Regions from separate parts of the Homo sapiens genome. Here all the other regions are linked to region 1. The links are chromatin contacts, found by Hi-C or POLR2A ChIA-PET in ENCODE. All regions are on one chromosome and are shown on one strand. Each heading gives the region's core, a stretch centred on a gene start or an enhancer-like site at or near the end of the contact. The rest is flanking DNA. Distances are from core to core; before and after follow the strand shown.

The links. Hi-C counts contacts between places; a loop is a spot of excess contacts on that map. ChIA-PET counts read pairs that join two places held with the same protein, here RNA polymerase II (POLR2A). Pooled maps may share reads with other maps.
Region 2: a loop to region 1 is called in a map of Caco-2, with 2.0 times the contacts of the local background. The contact joins the enhancer-like site here to the promoter of LINC02716 in region 1. A Hi-C loop is called at or near these places in 1 of 168 maps with a recorded cell type or tissue (Caco-2) and 2 of 50 pooled maps. POLR2A ChIA-PET finds 5 or more read pairs at or near these places in 4 of 52 experiments (GM10248, PC-9, WTC11 and 1 more).
Region 3: a loop to region 1 is called in a map of mammary epithelial cell, with 4 times the contacts of the local background. The contact joins the enhancer-like site here to the promoter of LINC02716 in region 1. A Hi-C loop is called at or near these places in 5 of 168 maps with a recorded cell type or tissue (CD4-positive, alpha-beta T cell, ascending aorta, chondrocyte and 2 more) and 13 of 50 pooled maps. POLR2A ChIA-PET finds 5 or more read pairs at or near these places in 2 of 52 experiments (WTC11 and activated T-cell).

What each region holds. Positions count from the first base shown.
Region 1 is chr11:45,769,433-45,774,165 of GRCh38, reverse strand. LINC02716 (long intergenic non-protein coding RNA 2716) reads right to left here and starts at 2,734. Exons shown (of 2, transcript NR_027134.1): 1 at 2,452-2,734; 2 at 1,808-2,173. RefSeq lists an enhancer at 2,541-3,042.
Region 2 is chr11:45,821,222-45,825,954 of GRCh38, reverse strand. No RefSeq gene overlaps it. Among named protein-coding and RNA genes, the nearest start is that of SLC35C1, 18 kb to the right of the region's middle. RefSeq lists an enhancer at 2,013-2,102. Within about 2 kb of position 2,419, at least 2 of the 41 ENCODE cell types and tissues checked have a DNase peak (open chromatin) inside an H3K27ac peak, as active enhancers do; they include PC-9, where a contact is called at or near this core.
Region 3 is chr11:45,733,715-45,738,447 of GRCh38, reverse strand. No RefSeq gene overlaps it. Among named protein-coding and RNA genes, the nearest start is that of LINC02690, 16 kb to the left of the region's middle. Within about 2 kb of position 1,852, at least 4 of the 41 ENCODE cell types and tissues checked have a DNase peak (open chromatin) inside an H3K27ac peak, as active enhancers do; they include gastrocnemius medialis and mammary epithelial cell, where a contact is called at or near this core.

The DNA of each region.
Region 1 (4,733 bases), core at 1,485-3,984:
TAGTGGGAGGGCAGGTTCACTCTCCAAAGTTGGACCATAAATTCTCCGAGGGGCAGGATCGCCTCACCCGGACACTGGCCCTTATACATCCCAGGGTACCAGTAAATGTACGCCTCATCCAGTCGCTTTTCTAACTGCAACAAGAGCGAAGGAATATTTATTGGGCACTTACTCTGTTCTAGACACTATCACAGCAGGGACTGCTTTTCATTCTGGCACCAATTCTGGGAAGTAGATGGTATTATTATCCCCATTTGACAGAGGTGGAAACTGAGGCCCAGAAAGGTGAAGTGCCTTGCATAGAGACTTGCTCAAGGTCACATGCAAATGGAATCAGGACTGGAATCCAAGTGGGTTCAGAGCCTGCCCTGAATGCCCCACTTTTCCTCCTTCCTAGGGCCCGTGGCACTCTTTCTGGGGCCAAGCTCAGGCCAAGCTGAAGGAGCCATTCTGGAAGCAATTCTGGGCAGACGAAGGCCAAGAAGCCAATTCACAGCGGTTGTGCTGACGAGTTTCTTGGCAATGTGGAAAGTCTGACGATCTTACAAATGTGTGAAACTGAGACTCAATTTTCCCTCATCCTACCTCCCCTTTCTACCCACCCTCCAACATGGATCTAAATATGGATGCTATATTGGGGGAGTAGCCCCCCTCTCTAGACTGCAAGAGAAGATGACGTTGGGGAGGAGGTGGGGCCAGCCAAATTGGGCAAGAGCGGCCTCAGATGATGCTGCCTCCAAAAAGGTCCCTGTGTAAGTATGAGGTGGGTGGCTGAGATTTCTGAAATCCGTATCTGAGATGACTAGGTGGAGTCATACATTTCCACCCTTCTGGGGTTAAGGACACAGCCTTAACCATTTAGGGTGACCATTTAGGGTGAAGTCACTGTTTATGGGAGTCTAAACTGTGACTTTGGCAAGGTGCAATATAAAAATGCTAATACATGTTTATGCACTAAGCTGGAAATAATGCCAAGCCCCTCAGTTAAAAAAAAACCTGTCAAGAATTGCAGTTTCCTTGAGTCGGAGGAACTAAGTGAGCTGTTAAATGAGGACTGTAAACCTGCCACATGGCGACGTTGCTTTGGTTATTAAATAGAAATACCTGCTTTCTATATGCATGCACTGTTGTTTACATGCCTCTGAATTTCTAATTTCTGCAGGAGATTCTGGTGACTGGTGTGCCATTTTCTCAATGTTCACAGTTATTATAACTTTAAATATTTTACCCATATCCTGTAACAATGTCATCCAAGTGTTCTTTAAGTGGTGGTGCTGAAAAACGCACCTGAAAATCGATAACATTGGAAAGGAAGTGAGATGTGATAAAACGTTATGAAGAAGGCCAAACCACCGGCAGGAAATGCTGCACTGTTAATTTAGCAGAGAGTGCGTTATGAAATATTAGCGATAATGCCAGGGAAATAAAAAGCAGCATTAAGGCAAAAATATGCCACAATTGGAGTAATGTATGCAACCTATCCTTTCTACTTTGCATTCATTTCTCTGGCAAAATTAGTCAGAAATTATGCACGCTTTGAATTATGCAAGTTTTTCAGGACCACATGCTTTGCATAAAACTCTACTGCCCTGAGGTTCTCAGTGGGTGGAAGAATGAGTGACCATATTCTAGGGTTATCTTAGGCCAGGCCGTTGTACCCTCCTGTCCTAGGTGGGGATGAAGTGACCTCATGTGTAAAATGGGACCGTTGGACTGGCTTGTCTTTCTTTCCTTATTAGACTATGTCGAGACAGGCACCATTATATTTCTGCCCCAAAGGTGTCTTTTTCTGGACGGATCCCACAGCTGATACCAAACTTGTCTTTATTAACTGTGAGGCTGGCCATTCAAACACCAGGTGCCAGAGAGGGTCCCTCACTCATCGGAATCCGGGTGGGATGAATCCTCGGAGGCAAGGTCCCTCCACCTTCACCCTAGAGTCACACAGAGACTTGCCCTGGCGGCTGGTGACAGGTGGGCGGGAGAAGAAAAGGCCCCTGGGGAGCAGGAGAAAGCCAGGTGCCATGGGGACCCAGCGCCGCTGGAGGGCAGCACCAGCACACAGCTGAGGCCGCCTCTCCCGGAGCCCGGAGGGAGCTGGGTTCCGGTCGCCAGCGGTGCCCGGGTGAGCAGTTCACCCTCACGTCCCTGCTCTGACGAAGTTTCCATTCTTCTGGAGAAGACAAAATAAACGTGAACAAATGAACAAGTGTGCATTGTCAGGCAGCAAGTGTTGGTACAAACAAGATAGTGGTGGGGGTGGGGACACCGTTAAATAGGGGCCAGGGAGGCCTAACCCGGGAGGGGATAGCTGAGATGCCACTTGAGTGGAGAAAACAGTCCGAGATCTGAAGGTGTTCATGGAGAGGGGAAGGGGCCCCTAGAGGAGTCGGGAAAGCCTGGGTCAGGGAAGACGAGAAAACTGAGGAACAGAGAAGCCAGGTAACTTACCCAGGGTCATAGAGCCGGTGAGCTGGGGACAGCGCCTGTCAACGCCCCAGAGCCTTCCACGGCACTGGTTTCTCCGACCTTCCTCTCTAAACAGGACCGTGACAGTGACAGTTTCTGCCCCACTCCCCATTTCTGACCGCAGTCCCCATAAGGAAACAGGGCAGGGATCACTGGCTGTGAGCCCAGCAAGTCCCCTCCCGTGGCTTTCTCAGTTATTAAATGGAAGGGTGGGTCCCCCCATAACTCCGAAGCTCCCCTCTCTAAGCGTCCGCGGGCCGGGAACGCCTGAATTCTGGCTCCCGAGCACCTTCTTGTGGACAGTTTTGGAATCACACGCTCAGCGAGAAAGGGTCGTGGGAAAATGGTCTGTGCTAATTTCGGAGAGGCCAGTGGATTGGAAGGTTATCACTGAGGGTGGGTGCACGTGTGTGTGTGTGTGCGCGCACGTGCATGCGTGCATGCATCTGTGTGCCTGTGTGTGTTGGTCTGTGTGTGAATGTACCTCTGTGCGTATCTGTGTGTATGGTTGTGTGTGAGCACATACTGCCCGAGCCTGTGTGTGTGTGAGTGTGTGTGTGCACTAATGTTTGTTTATATGGGCACAGGCACACACATGTCCATGTCCATGTGTGTGTACCTGCATCTGTATTTTTTCGTCTGGTGTATGGGCTTGTTTTTGTGTGCCTGCATGCATGTGCCCATGTGCGTGTGTGTTTTGGGAACTGGGACACAGAGGATGATATGAGAAGTCCCCAGTCTTTCTCACAAAGGCCTAACCACTCTCCCTGAAGCCAGCTTTCTCCCCTACTTGCTTCTGTCTGCACCATCACCTGAGTTCTCCCACCTGAACTTTTCACCGACATTTTTGATGATTTTTCTGTTTTGTGTCCGTTGAGGCTCATTTGAATGTTACAGATCATAGCTCAAGAAATGATTCTCAGGCCGGGCATGGTGGCTCATGCCTGTAATCCCAGCACTTTGGGAGGCTGAGGCAGGTGGATCGTCTGAGGTCAAGAGTTCAAGACCAGCCTGGCTAACATGGTGAAACCCCGTTTCTACTAATAATAACAAATTAGCCAGGTGTGGTGGCGTGTGCCTGTAATCCCAGCTACTCGGGGGGCTGAGGCAGGAGAATCACTGGAACCGGTGAGGCAGAGGTTGCAGTGAGCTGAGATCCCTGGGTGACACAGCGAGACTCCGTCTAAAAAAAAAGAAAGAAAGAAGTGATTCTCCTCTAGTCTACTCACCCAAATCATGAGTTTCACTTCTCAGGTGGGCTGATCACCCACTGTCCTGTTGAGACCTGGGGACTTGTACAAAGTCGTACCCTGGAGGGTTGAGCAGAAAACCAGGCACATAGTAACTAAGACAATGGCGCGTTAGCAAAGCACTCCACACATCCCGTTCACATGTGTGTCTTACTTGACTCACAAACTGATCTTTCATCCTTTTTTTTTTCCTTTTTTGTGGTGAACAGGGTCTTGCTATATTGCCCAGGCAGGTCTCAAACTACCGGCTGATCTTTCAAGCCTAGGCAAGGTGAGGCTAATTATTCCCATTTTACAGATGAAGACACTGAGGCTCAGAGAGGGAAATAATGAAAATAGTACTGCAGGAACCATCTAACCAATATGCAAACTCTCTCATCCAGTTTTCATAACATCATCAATTCCCTTCTTTAAAAGACAAGGAGATGGAGGCTTTAAAAATGTAAGGCGAGTGCTTAATGCCATATAGCCAATCAGTAGTTGAGGCAGGATTTGAATCTCGCTCCAGAGATTAAAGCCCAAGTCCTAAACACAATGGCAGGCGTGAGGGCCCTGGGCACACACTGACTCAAGCTCTTTCAGCCACACACTGTCCCTTTGCCATGCCTCTGGGGTCCTAAGAACATCCTCCTCTGAGCCCACAGGGAGGTCATTCCCCATCCTGGGTGCCCCTGCTCCTCTCCCAGATGCGGGGCAGGTGAATCTTGTAACCTGTGTCACTCTCAGAGGCTGAGATGGGGACTGAGCATTAATTATGCAATAACCTCGCTGTGGTGTGCCTAATTGTCTGATAACCATAATTGAATCTTATGGATTACACCAACATTATTGCAGGGAGCAGCTTAAGGCAGTTAACAGAAGCTGCACTCACTTTGTGATATCTTCCTCCTGTCTCCTTGCTGGCTGGGCTGTGAGTCCTTTCCTGGGGGCTGAGGGAGGCCTCGAGGTGCAGGGGGCAGGCAGGAGGTGAGTGACAGCACAAATGTCGCATCACCTTATCCCCCCGAGGGCACC
Region 2 (4,733 bases), core at 1,170-3,669, 52 kb before region 1:
CACACCTGTAATTCCAGCACTTTGGGAGACTGAGGTGGGTGGATCACCTGAGGTCAGGAGTTCGAGACCAGCCTGGCCAACATGGTGGAACTCCGTCTTTGCTAAAAATACAAAAAAATTACCTGGGTGTGGTGGTGCATGCCTGTAATCCCAGCTACTTGGGAGGCTGAAGCAGGAGAATTACTTGAACCCGGGAGGCGGAGGTTACAGTGAGCTGAGATCATACTACTGCACTCCAGCCTGGGTGTCAGAGTGAGATTCCATCTCAAAAAAAAAAAAAAAAAAAAGAAAAAGAAAAAGAAATAAACAATGACCACACAAGTAAGACCACACAGAGGCTTTTTATTCAGAGCCATAGCAAGGGAGTTGGCCACCACTACATATATTCGGCAAAGACTCAAAGTCAGGCAGAGTGAGGAAGATTTGCAGTGAGAAAAAGGGAAGGCTTCAGGTGTGCCCTCACCGGAGGCTGCTGGCATGGGGGTGCTGGAGGCAGCTAACTAGAAGCTGGACATCCTACGTGATTGATTGGTCCTGAGTTGGATGTGGCGGTTGTACTGGTGGGGAGGGTGTCAGGGGGACACAAGGAAACTGGCAGTCACTGGCAATCATTGACCAAGTCCTGATCCTTCTGGGCCAATTGCTGCAGAGGTGGTGGTTTGGTTTCCAGGGCTGATCATGATGGAGGTTGTAGGAAAGAGTTCTATTATCATATACGGTTTGGCCATTGTCCGTTTGTATATTTGGTCTCTCGGTGTGCAGAGAGGGAGGCCTTTCTATGTGATTTGGGACATGTTGCTAACCTCTCTGTGCCATGGTTTCCTTACCTGTGAATGGGATGTTAATAGTACCTGTTTCAGATGTGAATATATATCAAGTTCTTAGACTAGCAACTGGCATGTGGCGAGTACCCAACACAATATTAGTTATTATTTTAAAAATTATGGGCATAATTGGTGTGGTTCACACCTGTGTAATCCCAGCACTTTGGGAAGCTGAGATAGAAGGATTGCTTAAGGCCAGGAGTTCGAGACCAGCCTGAGCAACATAGCAAGATCTCATCTCTTCAAAAGATAAAAAAAATTAGCTGGGCATAATAGCTGGCACCTGTAGTCCCAGCAACTCAGGAAGCTGAGGCAGGAGGATTGCTTGAGCCCAGGAGTTCAAGGTTACAGTGAGCTAGGATTGTGCCCCTGAACTCTAGCCTGGGTGGCAGAGCAATTTTTTTTTTTTTTTTGCGGTGTAGTCTCACACTGTTATCTGGGCTGGAGTGCAGTGGCGTGATCTCGGTTCACTGCAACCTTCACCTCCTGGGTTCAAGTGATTCTCCTGCCTCAGTCTCCTGAGTAGATGGGATTATAGGCACCCACCATGATGCCCAGCTAATTTTTTTGTATTTTTAGTAGAGATGGGGTTTCACTGTGTTGGCTGGGCTGGTCTCAAACTCCTGACCTTGTGATCTGCCCGCCTCGGCCTCCCAAAGTGCTGGGATTCTAGGCATGAGCCACCGCACCGGGCTGACAGAGCAATTTTTAAAAAGTATTAGTATTATTATACTCAATGGAAAGGGCACTGGCCTGGGAGGAGGGCTCTGGGTAGCTCTGGTCCTGGTTCTGCCCCATCGCACTGTGACCTCAGCCTTCTTGAGGCTCCTCTGAGTCTCAGTCTTGTCAGCAGAGCAGGGGGCTGAGCTCTGACTTCCAAACTGGTTCCCAGCTCTAATGTTATCAATTCCCCACTGGGTGTGTAGTGACAGCCTGCCATCGCCCCTCCCTTCCCCATACCCACACTCCATCTACGCTCCCAGCACACCTGGATGGGCAGCTGCGGCGCAGCAGGCTCTGCTGTCCCCATTTCAGCTGGTTTCAGGTCCTAAATTTAGTCCTTTCATAGAAGCCACGGTGTGTGGGAGGAGGGCTCCCGGTAGATCTGGTCCTGGTTCTACCCATCACACTGTGGGTGAGGGCTGTATGTGGTGGGGGCAGCTCTTCCACCCATGTGGTGCACTCCGAAGAGAATCAGGCAGGAGGCCAGGAGGGCTGAGCACTGCATTCCATTTTGTCATCAATGCACTTGTTGCAGGACAATCAAAGACTGGAGAGACGGAAAAGAAGTTTCAGGAGAGTTTATTAAGGTGATCACCGGCCCAGCCGGACATATGTCCAGAAAGTCTGAGCCCCAAACAAAGGGCTTTTCCTACTTTTAAACATCTTAAGGGGGGAACTACGTGAGGCGGGAAGCGAGTTACAGAAGCAAGAAACAAAGGCAGCATTACAACATTTCTTACATCTTGAGAGAAACATGTCTTGCAACCTAAACTTACCAGTCTTGTGACCCTGCAGCTGTGCAGGAACTCGCTGGGCCTGTAATAAACTTTGAGGAATGTGGAGTTGGGGAGTATAGATAAGGTTCACTGTCCACAGAGAGGAGACAGGCTGTGAACATTCCCTTTTAACTTGAGTGTAAGGGGGAAGGGGTCACACTTTGCAGCAACTTTAAGAGAATTTTAAAATTTCTGTTACTACTACTATTAGGTTATAGTTGATTTCATTAATTCCTTCTTCATGCTGGGCGAGTCCTTTGACCCTTTGGGGCCTCAGTTTTTCATCTGGCAACTAATTTTTTTTTTTTTTTGAGACAGAGTCTTGCTCTGTCACCCAGGCTGGAGTGCAGTGGTGTGATCTTGGCTCACTGCAAACTCCACCTCCCAGGTTCAAGTGATTCTCCTGCTTCAGCCTCCTGAGTAGCTGGGATTACAGGCGCGCACCACCAGGCACAGCTAATTTTTGTATTTTTTATAGGGATGGGGTCTTGTCATGTTGCCCAGGCTGGTGTCTAACTCCTGACCTCAAGTGATCTGCCCACCTTGGTCTCCCAAAGTTGGGATTATAGGCGTGAGCCATTGTGTCAGGCCTGGCAATTAAATTTTATATATGTTGACACCTTAAGCCACCATGTTATCTTTTTTTTTTTGAGACAAAGTCTTGTTTTGTTGCCAGGCTGGAGTGCAGTGATGCGATCTCGGCTCACTGCAACCTCTGCCTCCCGGGTTCAAGGGATTCTCCTGCCTCAGTCTCCCGAGTAGCTGGGACTATAGCCATGTGCCACCGTGCCCAGCTAATTTTTGTATTTTTAGTAGAGATGGGGTTTCAGCATGTTGTCCAGGATGGTCTCAATCTCTTGACCTTGTGATCCGCCCACCTCGGCCTCCCAAAGTGCTGGATTACAGGTGTGAGCCACCGTGCCCGGCCTATGTTATCCTTTAAAGTAGAACAACTTTCCTTTCTTTCAGAGGAGGAAAAAAATCAGAGAGAGGTTAAGTGAGTTCGCTAAGCCCACACAGCTAGCACATGGTTTGAGTCTAGATCTTTAGACCCTAAGACCTAGTCTTTTTTTTTTACCTTTAGATAATCTCAACTTTACTTCCATTATGGGATTACTATGATGATAACATGAAAATAATAAATTTTATACCAGGGAGGCAACATGGTTTTACAGTTGAGAGCCAGACTGCCTATGTTTGATTTCTAGTTCTGGTACTTATTAGCTGTGTGACCTCAGACAAATTACTTAACCTCTCTGTGCCTCAGTTCTTATCTGTGAGATGGAAGATAATAATTGTACCCACATAGGGTTGTTATGAGGATTAAGTGAATTAATATTTGCGAAACACTTTCAACCATGCCTGACCTCCAGTAAAGTTTATTTAAATGTTTGCTTAATTTAAAAAATAGCTCTCTTGCCAATCAGCATATGACCTTAAGCAGGAAGAAAGTGTCTGTGATTAGGATCAGGAGACTCATGGTCTACTTTAGGCACAGCCACTACTTTGCTTTGTGGCCTCAGAGACTTTAATTTTTTTGTGCCTTAGTTTCCTCAGCTGCAAAGTAAGGAGCTTGGGCAAGTTCAGTGATGAACAGCATTTTATGAACAAAGATCAAGTCAGAAAAAAAATCAAAACTTTTTTTGCCACATTAGTTTTACCCATTAGAGTCGATTGCGAGGAATATTCCAGTGTAGTGGGTGCAGCATTGACTATTGTCCCAGCATGCTGTGGGGCTCACCCATGGGCCCCCTAGCAATGCTCTGGGTGACCTATGTGTCCTTGCTTGGGGGTGAGGGTGTCTGACCCAATCACACCCTCCTCCCAGGAAGTGGAGAGTCGGATCTGAACATTAGACTGGGACGCATTAACAGGTGCTCTGGCTGGAGGGCTGTAAACTCCTGCTGCTGATGGCTACAGAATTCTGGTTCCTGCTCTTTTTGACAGTTGGCTTTTCTGATCTTGAAATTCCATAAGAAACCCCAGTTTCCTTCAAACAACCCCCGCCCTATTTATTTAGGCTAATGTATCAGTTATTTATTGCTGTGTAATAAATCATCCCAAAATGTAGAGGATTAAAACAACAATTTACTATTTCTCTAGAATCTGTGGGTGGACTGGGTGATTCTTCTGCAGGTTTGACGTAGGGGCACTTGTGCAGCTGTGTTTATCTGGTGGGGTTGAGAGCAGGGGCTGTTGACTGCGGTGCCTCGATTCTCTTCCATGTGGCCTCTCCATTCGGCTTGCTTGGGCTTCCTGATAGTATGGTGGTCTCAGGATTGCCAGGGGAGAGGCACAAGCTCCCACTCCACTTAAGGCCTGGCCTCCGAAGCCCCAGCACATTACTTTTTCTGTTTTCTTTTTTTTTTTTTTGAGACAGCGTCTCACTGTGTCACCCAGGCTGGAGTGC
Region 3 (4,733 bases), core at 603-3,102, 35 kb after region 1:
GGGAAGTGAGGAGCCCCTCTGCCCGGCCAGCCGCCCCGCCCGGGAGAGAGGTGGGGGTGTCAGCCCCCCGCCCGGCCAGCCGCCCCGTCCGGGAGGGAGGTGGTGGGGGTCAGCCCCCGCACCCGGCCAGCCGCCCCGTCCGGGAGGTGAGGGGCGCCTCTGCCCGGCCGCCCCTACTGGGAAGTGAGGAGCCCCTCTGCCCGGCCAGCCGCCCCGTCCGGGAGGGAGGTTGGGGGGTCAGCCCCCCGCCCGGCCAGCCGCCCCGTCCGGGAGGGAGGTGGGGGGGGTCAGCCCCCCTGCCCGGCCAGCCGCCCCGTCCGGGAGGTGAGGGGCGCCTCTGCCCGGCCGCCCCTACTGGGAAGTGAGGAGCCCCTCTGCCCGGCCACCACCCCGTCTGGGAGGTGTGCCCAACAGCTCATTGAGAACGGGCCAGGATGACAATGGCGGCTTTGTGGAATAGAAAGGCGGGAAAGGTGGGGAAAAGATTGAGAAATCGGATGGTTGCCGTGTCTGTGTAGAAAGAAGTAGACATGGGAGACTTTTCATTTTGTTCTGCACTAAGAAAAATTCCTCTGCCTTGGGTTCCTGTTGATCTGTGACCTTACCCCCAACCCTGTGCTCTCTGAAACATGTGCTGTGTCCACTCAGGGTTAAATGGATTAAGGGCGGTGCAAGATGTGCTTTGTTAAACAGATGCTTGAAGGCAGCATGCTCGTTAAGAGTCATCACCAATCCCTAATCTCAAGTAATCAGGGACACAAACACTGCGGAAGGCCGCAGGGTCCTCTGCCTAGGAAAACCAGAGACCTTTGTTCACTTGTTTATCTGCTGACCTTCCCTCCACTATTGTCCCATGACCCTGCCAAATCCCCCTCTGTGAGAAACACCCAAGAATTATCAATAAAAAAATAAATTAAAAAAAAAAATAAATAAATAAATCCAGCAAAAATAAAAATAAAAAATAAAATCCCCTTGAATACATTTGAGGTAATGTTGTAGTTTTCAGCTCCTCCCACGAGAGATTTTATGGAGTGCCTAACTGTGCTACCCGGGTGCTGCTCCTGTCGTTAGTGGTGGCACCCAGGAGGAATTAAAATTACAAGAGTGTTTCCTTCCAGATGTTGTTGCTACAGGCTCAAGGTGCTCTTTTAACTGGGACATCAGGCTTTCTTGAAATAGACAAGAATTCTAGAAACATGACATTGTGCCTGATTCATCGCTTCAACTTGCCACTGACTCATTCTCTCCTTGATAGGTTATTCAACAGTAACTTTAATTACATCATTTACTTATTGTTTTCTTCCTTGATTTATTCTCTTTCTACAATTCTTGTTTATCATCTCAGTGATTGGACCATCTCACCTCTGAGACTTGGGTAGAATTCTGTGGACTCTGGAAATAGACATGGAGGTTTTCATGTATCTCTGTTAATGTGTACAAACACCCCCAGGCTTGTACACTTGAAATACATCAGTAGGAAGGGTAGTTCTCAATTTGCTAGTGTTTCACACAGCTTGTCTTATTTAATGATCTCAGCTGCCCTATGAAGTAGATACCATCCTATTAAAAAATGCAGGAGCAGAGGCTCTGAGAGGGGACTGTAACTTACCCAAGATCATGTGGTAGATTGCAAAACTGGTTCCAAATCCCTACCCTTCCCTGTACGCACACCTTTTGCCATTCATCTGCAATGTCCTTTTCTGATTCTGGGCTCAGCAATATAACTTGCTCTGGCCAACAGGATAACAACAGCAAATGTGATGTAAGCAAAAGCTTGAGAAATACTTGTGCAACTAATCATGTTTGCCTTCTCTCTTGTACCTGTGCCATTGCCATGAGAACATGCCTGGGCTAGGATTAGAGACACTTGGAGCAGAGCTGAGTCATCCCAGCTGTCCCAGTTGAGGCCAGCCTAGGTCAGTCGATGGCAACCAAGCCCTAAGCATGTTAGTGAGCCCAGCCATGATCAGCACAACCACCTAGCCAACCATCCCAGACCTGTGATCAATAAAGCCTTACTATTCCATACCACCTAGGTTTTGTGATTATTTATTTCACAGAATTATTATGGCAGTATGTAACTGATAGAAGCGGTGTACAGGGAAGAGTATTTGTTAGTCCGTTTTCACACTGCTGATAAAGACATATGCGAGACTGAGCAATTTACAAAAGAAAGAGGTTTAATGGACTTACAGTTCCACGTGGCTGGGGAAGCCTCACAATTGTGGTGAAAGGTGAAAGTCACATCTCACATGGCAGCAGACAAGAGAAGAAGAGCTTGTGCAGGGAAACTCCCCTTTTAAAAACCATCAGATCTCATGATACTTATTCACTATCATCAGAATAGCCTGGGAAAGACCTGTCCCCATGATTCAGTTACTTCCCACCGTGTCACTCCCACAACAAGTGGGAATTCAAGATGAGATTTGGGTAGGGACACAGCAAAACCATATTAGAGCAGATCTCTGGAATTGGGCAGGCCAAGGTTTGAATCCCATCTGTTATTTGGAGTGTGTGTTTCTTTTTGAGACTAATCTCCTTACCCTTGAAATGAGGTAATATACTTCCCTCATAGGGTTGCTGGGAAGATTAAACACGAGGTGAAGTAAATAAAGCCCCAGGGACATAAGCAAAAAATAATGGCTTCTCACAGCAATGCTCCAGAACATACAACAAGGGAATACTGGGCCCAGTCCCAGGACTATCCAAGTGTGAAGCCAACACCTTTTCACATCAACTCCAAGGTAAGGATTAAGAACAGAATGGCCTGGTTCTAATCTTACCATGAAATGCTGCTCCCCTGAATCTTCCATTGCAGTATAGAGAGCAGGACAGGCCTTTAAAAAATTAATGTTGCTTAAATTTAGGAGCCTGAAAAAAAAGCCAAATCCAAGATTTTCCTTTGGACTTGTGGTTTTGCCAGATAGGTGGCAGTGATTTCGGGAAGGAGGGTTGCTTTTGTCCTGGGTATGGGTGTGTTTCAAAGTCCTCCGGGCACAGTTGGGAGCAGGGGCCAGCCTGGCTGCGTTTGCCCTGACTCTGTTGGTTGCCCCTCTGCATGCACATGCATTTTTGATGACAGATCATTCAGGAAATGTGAATGTTTCCCTGGGAGGCTTTGCTTTTTTCACCTGGCCTTCTTTTCTGGGCCTCCTGTGGGGCTGCCCTTTCCCTTCCTTTGAAGCCATTGTCTTCTTGACATGAAAAATGTACTCAGGTACGCTTATGGCTAATTATCTCAAGGGGGAAGAAAAAACAAAATGAACTCAAGGCTGAAATATAGAACCATTAACTCTGTAAACTCTGAAAAGTCATAAGACACTTTTTTAAAATTAAAAAAATACATATACATTTGAAATAGTTTCTTCTTAAACAGATAAACAGAATTAACTTGGGATGTTTCCTACACAATTTAGCTTCCTTCTCTCTCCCTCCACTCCCACCCCAGATAGCTCACTTCCCTTTATCATCTCTGATGCTGATGATGGGTGACAACAGTTAGCTGCACTGTACTCTGCCTCTAACTTATTTTATGACCTTGGATAAGTTACATGGCATTTCTGAGCTTCTGCTTCTCATAAGTAAGATGACATTGCTATTACATTTCTTTAAAACTTTTTTTAGTACTGTAAAACAATAATTTATTACCTCTTGCAGTTCCATGGGCTGACTGGACTCCACTGGGAGTTCTTGATGTCTCTCGTGTGGTTGTGTGAGATAGTGGCTGGGACTGGACTCATCTGAAGGCTTGACTGGGCTGGATGCCCAAGATAGCCCACTTTTAGACAGAGGTGGCTGGCAGTTGATGCTGACTGTCAGCTGGGGACTCAGCTGAGAGTGTTAACTGGAGTCCCTAGACGTGGCTTCTCCACATGGCTTGGGCTTCTCATGGAAGGGCACCTGGATTCTGAGAGAGAGCATCCCAAGAGACACAAGTGGAAATGATAAGGCTTCTTATGACGTAGACTGGAGGTACTGAGACATCACTTTTGCTACATTAGAAGGTTAGATGCTGACATTTTATGATTTCACAACTTGGATCCTCTGTCCTCTGATACTGAATCAGATAGTAGTTTATGGAGCTGAGCAGAGAGCCAGCTGGTCCTGGGCACAGAGGAGGCTGTGTTCCATGCTGAAGACAAGAACATATGGTGGACGTACCATCCTAACTATCTGGGAAGGGAGCTTCGTGGCTACATGGGAGTTATCATCTGCCAGTGCCGGCTGCATCCTGGCTGTGCCCACCTCTGGACTCTGAATCTCTGCACCTCAGTACCCCCAACCCCAACACGACTGTGATGTTAGGCATATATTAGGCATGTGAAGATGAGAAAGAGAAGATACAGCTCCCATGTTTATCTCCATGAGAAGATAAGCCACAGGGAGAGAGAAAGACTGTTGTGCACGAGAGGGAGTGTCAAATGCCAAATGGATGTCAGCAGTCGGGGTGTGCTAGAGGCACTCAGGGGAAGGGAGGCTGGGCATAGAGGGTCATGCTGGAGGAGGTGACTCTGGATCTGAATCTTGAAAGGTGAGTAGGAATTACTCAAGGAAGGAATGGGAAGGGCATTTCAGGGGAGAGATCCATGTGAGTGAAATATGAGGACTGGCAGGGAACAGCAACCCACGTGGGTAACCGCAGAGTGACAGGAGGTGAGAGGTGGTGGGAGATGGAGCTGGAGATGCAGGCAGGGCCCAGGGTCATGCAGGGCCTGGGAGGACAGGTTACAATA